Regions from separate parts of the Homo sapiens genome. Here region 2 is linked to region 1. The links are chromatin loops, found by intact Hi-C in ENCODE. Cell type or tissue: HepG2. All regions are shown on one strand. Each heading gives the region's core, and the rest is flanking DNA. Links, peaks and the distances in the headings are about the cores only. Region 1 has its middle 42 kb from the start of GPAM. Region 2 has its middle 7.1 kb from the start of TECTB.

Evidence for each region. Peaks named below come from ENCODE experiments on the same cell type or tissue, not always from the same donor. Only the 100,000 strongest peaks of a DNase experiment are listed, where the experiment ranks them.
Region 2: it touches region 1 in a loop (10-fold over the local background); 5 of 110 quality-filtered maps call a loop at or near these places.

Annotation. Positions count from the first base shown.
Region 1 is chr10:112,224,234-112,227,154 of GRCh38, forward strand. It overlaps a transcript of GPAM not described here. Among named protein-coding and RNA genes, the nearest start is that of GPAM, 42 kb to the left of the region's middle. In HepG2, for the core only: no CTCF peak of the experiment used is centred there; a DNase peak (open chromatin) is centred at 1,698; H3K4me3 peaks cover 2,500 bases.
Region 2 is chr10:112,274,798-112,277,718 of GRCh38, forward strand. No RefSeq gene overlaps it. Among named protein-coding and RNA genes, the nearest start is that of TECTB, 7.1 kb to the right of the region's middle. In HepG2, for the core only: no CTCF peak of the experiment used is centred there; DNase peaks (open chromatin) are centred at 834 and 1,254.

The DNA.
Region 1 (2,921 bases), core at 317-2,816:
ATCCCAGCCATTTAAAATACAATTTAAGTAATAATAAGTTAAATTATTTCATACACAATGATCATGGTTATTTTTTTGCAGCAAGAACAACTAGGCCCAAAGTGCTGTTTTCCCATCTCCTGGAAAGTAGGGATGCATTCTTTTAGTATGTACAGATAAATGTCTGCCTTGTTTCTCCACTGGCAGAAAATGAGCTGAGCTTTCTGGCCTTAGGTTGCAGTTCAGGAGGCAAGGTTTAAATTTCCTCCACTGCAAGACACAGGTGCTGAGAGAGAGTTGCAAGCTATCTTAGATTCCCTCCAAGCAAGTGTCTGTATTCAAAGCAAAGCCCATCATAACTGGGAAACACCGTGTTCCCCTGGCCTCTCTTCTCCTTGAAGCTGTTTGTTTTTGTGTTTTGGGAAGGCAACCTTGACATTTCCTCTCTCTATTCAAACTTGTTGATCAGAAAGATCAAAAAGCCTTCTGTAAAATATGCAAGTACTAAGGACTAAAAACATCCTTTTCTGCCCCTAAGAATCCAAAGACCCTTATGAATATTAAATAGATGAATCTTTGCCATTTGGAAGTCAACCACCCCTTTTGGAATCAGATGACAGCCATGGAGCTCTCGGCAGGAAAAATGCATGTGCGATAGTCACCGCAAGTTCTCCAGCCTCCAGGATCACCTCTTTGTTTATATCCAAACAACAATAATCCCAGACCAGTTAGTATCACAGTCATTTCCACAGAATGCATATAGCCTTCTCATTAAGCAGAACACTCAACATTCTAGTTTGAAGCACATGCCTTAGGATGACTTTGCCTGGTCAGGGCCGGCCTGGTGATCCCATGTGCCAGCCTCACTCCCCAGCAAGAAAGTGGCCCCAGGGGTCTCCGCCAGAATGGGGTGGATGGCACCCCAACCTGGATTTCAGCTTCTGGTCTAGAATGCAGGATGTGCTGCCTTTTCACAATGTGACACTATCCAGATTCCCTCACCACACACACAAGCACAAATTTGCCCACAATTCCAAAATCCCAGAGGAGAGCCCAGCACTGGATAAGCCCCTCTAATGGCCTTGCCTGGGAGCTGCTGGTTCCTGGAGGGAAGAGTCCTGAGGGTGGGGACCATTGAGTCAAGTCCTGGAAAGCCAGGGACTGGGGTTCAAAACTTCTGGGTACTGAGTACCTAGTCTGGGTGTGACCACCGTGTCTGGGTGTGACCACCACCACCTTTCCATTCCACAATGCCACCCTCCTACCTATGCCAGCCAGTCAGCCAGCCTGATTCCACTACCAGGATGTTTACATGGGGAAGCAAAGGGGAAAGAATATTCTGGGGACTCATGGGTTTGTGGGAGTCTGAGTGGGATCCCCTGGCACTGTGATCTGCTACACAGCAGTTCACAGTCCCCTTTCCATAAGTAAAGCCCTCTCTGACCTCTCCATATAAAATGTCAGCTTCCCCTCGACTCCCCACCACCACCCAGCATCTCTGTCCCTGCTACCTGCCTTCATTTTCCTCCATTACATGAATCATCATAAAACATTGCAGAGCTCATTGTCTATCAACTATCCCCCTCCACTAGGGTGTCAGCTTCTTAATGGCAAGCATGTTTTGTTTTGCTCGCTGCGGTGTTCCCTTCATCTAGAAGAATGCCTGGCACAATAAATATTTATTAAATCGATATAATGAATAAACAAAGGAATCACAAGTAGCCTTGTTTCTAGAGCCCAGCTCAGCCCCACCTCCCCTGGGAGCCTCCCCTGACTGCTCTGAGGATCACACCATTTTTCCCATGGTGCTCATTTATTTTGTCAACAAGCTTGTATTGAGCACCCACTATGTGCCAGATCCCAAGCTAGGCCCTGAGTTTACAGGACAGACCAAGCAAACCCCTTGCCCAAATAGCTTGCAATGTAGTTTAGCACATAAAAGTCATCTAGTTTGGGTTTCCAATTGCTTCCTGATCTTCCAGAGATCAAGGAGATGCTAAAGGAGGGAGAAGACTGACATTGCCTGAGCACCCACTATGTTCTCAGCATGTGATATGTGCTTTTCTGGAACCAGGTGGGTTTTGCCCCTGAAAAGAAGGTCATCGTTGTGGAGAGTGTGGGAGGGGAAGAAGTAGGACTTGCAGAGCACAACAATTAGAACACAGAGGCTGCAGGGAAGTGTGAGCCATTTCCCACTGGAAATAGAAAAGGAGGCTCAGAAGAGACATGGGCAAGGATCACTAGGCCTGGTGTAAAGAAGCCCAGTTGCACCCTGTGTTGGGGTGATCAGACCCAACACCAGGCCATGGGGGCTATGAAGTCCAGCAGAGCCAAAGAAATGAGAAAAGACAAGAAAGTGGGACCAGGGGGCCAACACTAGTATGGAAGCTGCAAAGACCCCGAGCTCTGGGAGCCCATGCTATTTATTGGTGATCAAACAGAGAAACAGGTGGTGAGGTTGTGAGGGTTGAGAGAAAGTGATGCATCAAGCGACTGAGCTGCAGCTGTGATGGTTTAGCATTTTCTTTGAAGCATATGGAACGTGTTCTGCTACTTGAGATAGTAAGAGTGCTAGAAGCAAGGAGTCAGCAAGTCTAGACACATTCCAGAGGCCACGAGGGGTTTTATGCCCTGAGCCCTGGATTCCATCCAAGCCATGAGGGGTTTTATGCCCTGGGCTTAGATTATAGTGCAGCAGGGCAGACTTCCACCCTTTAGCACAGAGCTTGGTGTTCCAAAGGCCACGAGGGGTTTTAGACCCTGGACCCCGGACATGTTCCAAGACTCTTTTACATTATGTCAGACACGCAAGCCCTGCCTCAGCTTCTCTCCCAACATTCAGCTTTTCTCCCAACACCGTGACCCCTCAGGCATGCCACTCTCGTTCTCTAAGCTGTTTCCATTTCAGTAAAGGGCAATTGCTAGCCTCAGCAACCTCTAAG
Region 2 (2,921 bases), core at 132-2,631, 50 kb after region 1:
GATAATCTCAAAAGTCCCTGTCAGCTTTGACAACCACTGACACATCCAGCCTAGAATCCCAAATTCTTCTCTGCCTTTCCCCACGAGTCTGAAGCTCAGCATGCTGAGGCCTGAGGCTTGGCTGTCTTGGGTCAGAAGACCAAGCCACACTGCAACGTGTAAAGTCTTTACACTAAACCCTGCTGCCATGATCTCTACAGGGCCTGCTCTTTAGAGTTCATCACTGGAGGACAGGAAAGGGAAGATGGGCCCCACACAGTTAGCTGCCATCAAAGCAATCGCCACACTGTCTGCAGATCTTCTGTCGGGCCAGGGCCCAGGAGGTAGCTGCTGGTGGACACTTCTAATGCAGCTGGGATTGGCAGGCATAGCCTTGCAATGTTTCTAAAGGAAGCTGAGGTGGGAGAACTAGGTGACGAAGAAAAAGAGGCAGAGAACCTCAGTACTGCAAAAAGTACATCCTAGGCAGTACAGCAAAAAAGATGGGGATGGTTGGAGAAAATTCGGCTTTTCATAATTCACATTCGTCATTTCAATCTTTGATTCGAACAGTTAAGATCATTTTCAACCTTATGTAAGGTGACCTTAATCACTCAAATATCCCACTTTCTAACTAGATTGCTGCCTTAAAGCCCTTTCTTAAAGAAAATCTGCTGCCACCCTTGTACATAAACTAGTTTTTCCAGCTAAATCACTGGATTAATTAAACAGAGCCCCTACACAGGCTTGGGAATCCTCTGTGATGTTTTCCTCACCCACAGCCAGTGTGCACAGATTAGTGAATCCAAGAGCTGGGTGGCAGGTCCAAAGGCTATTTGTTCTCTTCCTGCCAAAGACTGAGGTCTGTCTGATCAAACCTAAAGGTTTGCAGGGAGTAAGATGTCTAACCATTTCTGGAATAAAATCAGGAAAGAAGTTATTCTTCTGATAATCCAGAATCAATGGGTTGCTGTTTGTGAGCACGACCTTCTCCAGGGCTTACTATAGAGTGTTAGGACATTCTGGGACCCAGTGTATATGCTCAGAATTGTCCAGATTCTTTCTGGATAATTCTCTATGGGGGCCTTTTAAACCCATGCCAAGGCCTTTACTTTTTATTCATTAGGGAGTCAGCTAACAAATATTTGCTGAGTGTTTACTGAAGGTTTTCAGGCTATGAATTGATAAGGTCAGAGCTGTCTTTTAAGAAGATTGATCTGTCAATAATTTGCCTGGTCAGCTGACATCAAGGGGAGTGGTTTGCGGTTATTACAGCAGGTCAGTTAGGTCATCGGAAAGCCTGAATAAGAATGGTGACAGGGGAAAGAGCAAACAGTTGGATGGTGTAAGAACCCAAATTATTAAGCAAGGAGAGTGGGGTGGCTTTAGAACTGACAACCATGAGTCAAATTCAAGCACCAGCACTTATCCCAGCGAGTGACTTAATCTTCCAAGTTTCAACTTTCTTATCTGTAAAATAGGAATAATAAAACCCACTCATAGATAGATACATAGATAAACAGACAGACAGACATACAATCTTGCAGAAAATAACTATATATATTGAATTACTATGTGTTCACCAAAACCCATTTCCCCTTCTCAATGGGCAGACAGTTAGATGTCACCACATGATGGAGTTCCAGCCAATAAACTGGGTGGAACTGACATGTGCCACTTCCAGGCCTGGTCTTTTCACATTTTCCATTGACGATCCTCCATAACCTTTTCCTATTTGCTGGCTTGATATAGAGAACTCCAAGGACCCAGAAGAGGACAGATCCATGAGATGCATGAGGCTCAAGTCCTTGGGTGACCATGGGAAGACCACCTACCAGTTGGGAATACCTGTTTGAAACTTCACTGTGTAAGAAATGAATTTCTATCATATAAAGCCACTAAGATTTGAGGCTTTACATCTGTCTATCCATCTATCTATCTATCCATCCATCCATTCTTGCACAGAACCTGACTTAATAATCCCTCAATAAATAATCATTAAAACATATTTTAGCATTATGGGAAATACAAAGATATACAAGGTCTCAATTTAAGAAGACAAGACACATACATAGCAGTCATATACAAGATGTAGACAACATAAGTTTTAAGTTTAAAAAGTTCAAAGTCCCCAGAAGTAGGGGGATCTGAGATGGCATCACATAGCATGTAGCCTTGAGCTTGTCACTGAAAAATGGATATGAATTATCTGGATATGGAGACACTATTCATTCATCAACACTTAAAAACATCAATACGAAATCCCCCATCATCCAGTATCCACCCCCATAGTCTGCAGAACACTTTGGCTCTTAATATTTCTCTATTGCTCATGTCTTCTGATTTCCAGAGTGATCTGGTTCCTAGTTTCCATGCAATGGCCTTCAATCATCTGCAACTTTTGAAATCATTTAACATTTCTACTCCCCATTTCCAAAGGCTCTGACAAGAAAGGAAGGACCTCCAGCTTCAGAATCTTTTATATCCTCTCCCATGGGTCCATCACAGCCTTGGGTCTGTGGCTTTAAGGAAATGGCTGGAAAATGAAACCATAACTGTATATTTATATTACTCTAGCATTTTGCCATTCTTGCAGCTATTGATCAATTAATCCATTTGAATTATCATTTCCCTCTAGTTAAAGCTCGAGGCTGTACGAGCAAAGAATTGCATTTTGGAAATTAGAAGGCTGATCAATCCATTGTATTTTAATTATTACCATGTGAAGAAAGCTTGCAACATAAACTTACTGCTCATATTTTCCTCTCTCAAATAATGAATTATAGATGATATGATAGAAAATATGCTATTGTTTATAACTCACTTTTGCTTTCCATAATCAAAACTATTGCTCTTTAGTCTTTAAAGGCAGTTGGAGTGCCATAATAGAAACTACTGTGTAACTTCCCGTTTTCAACTTTCCCCATAATGCTTAACATAGG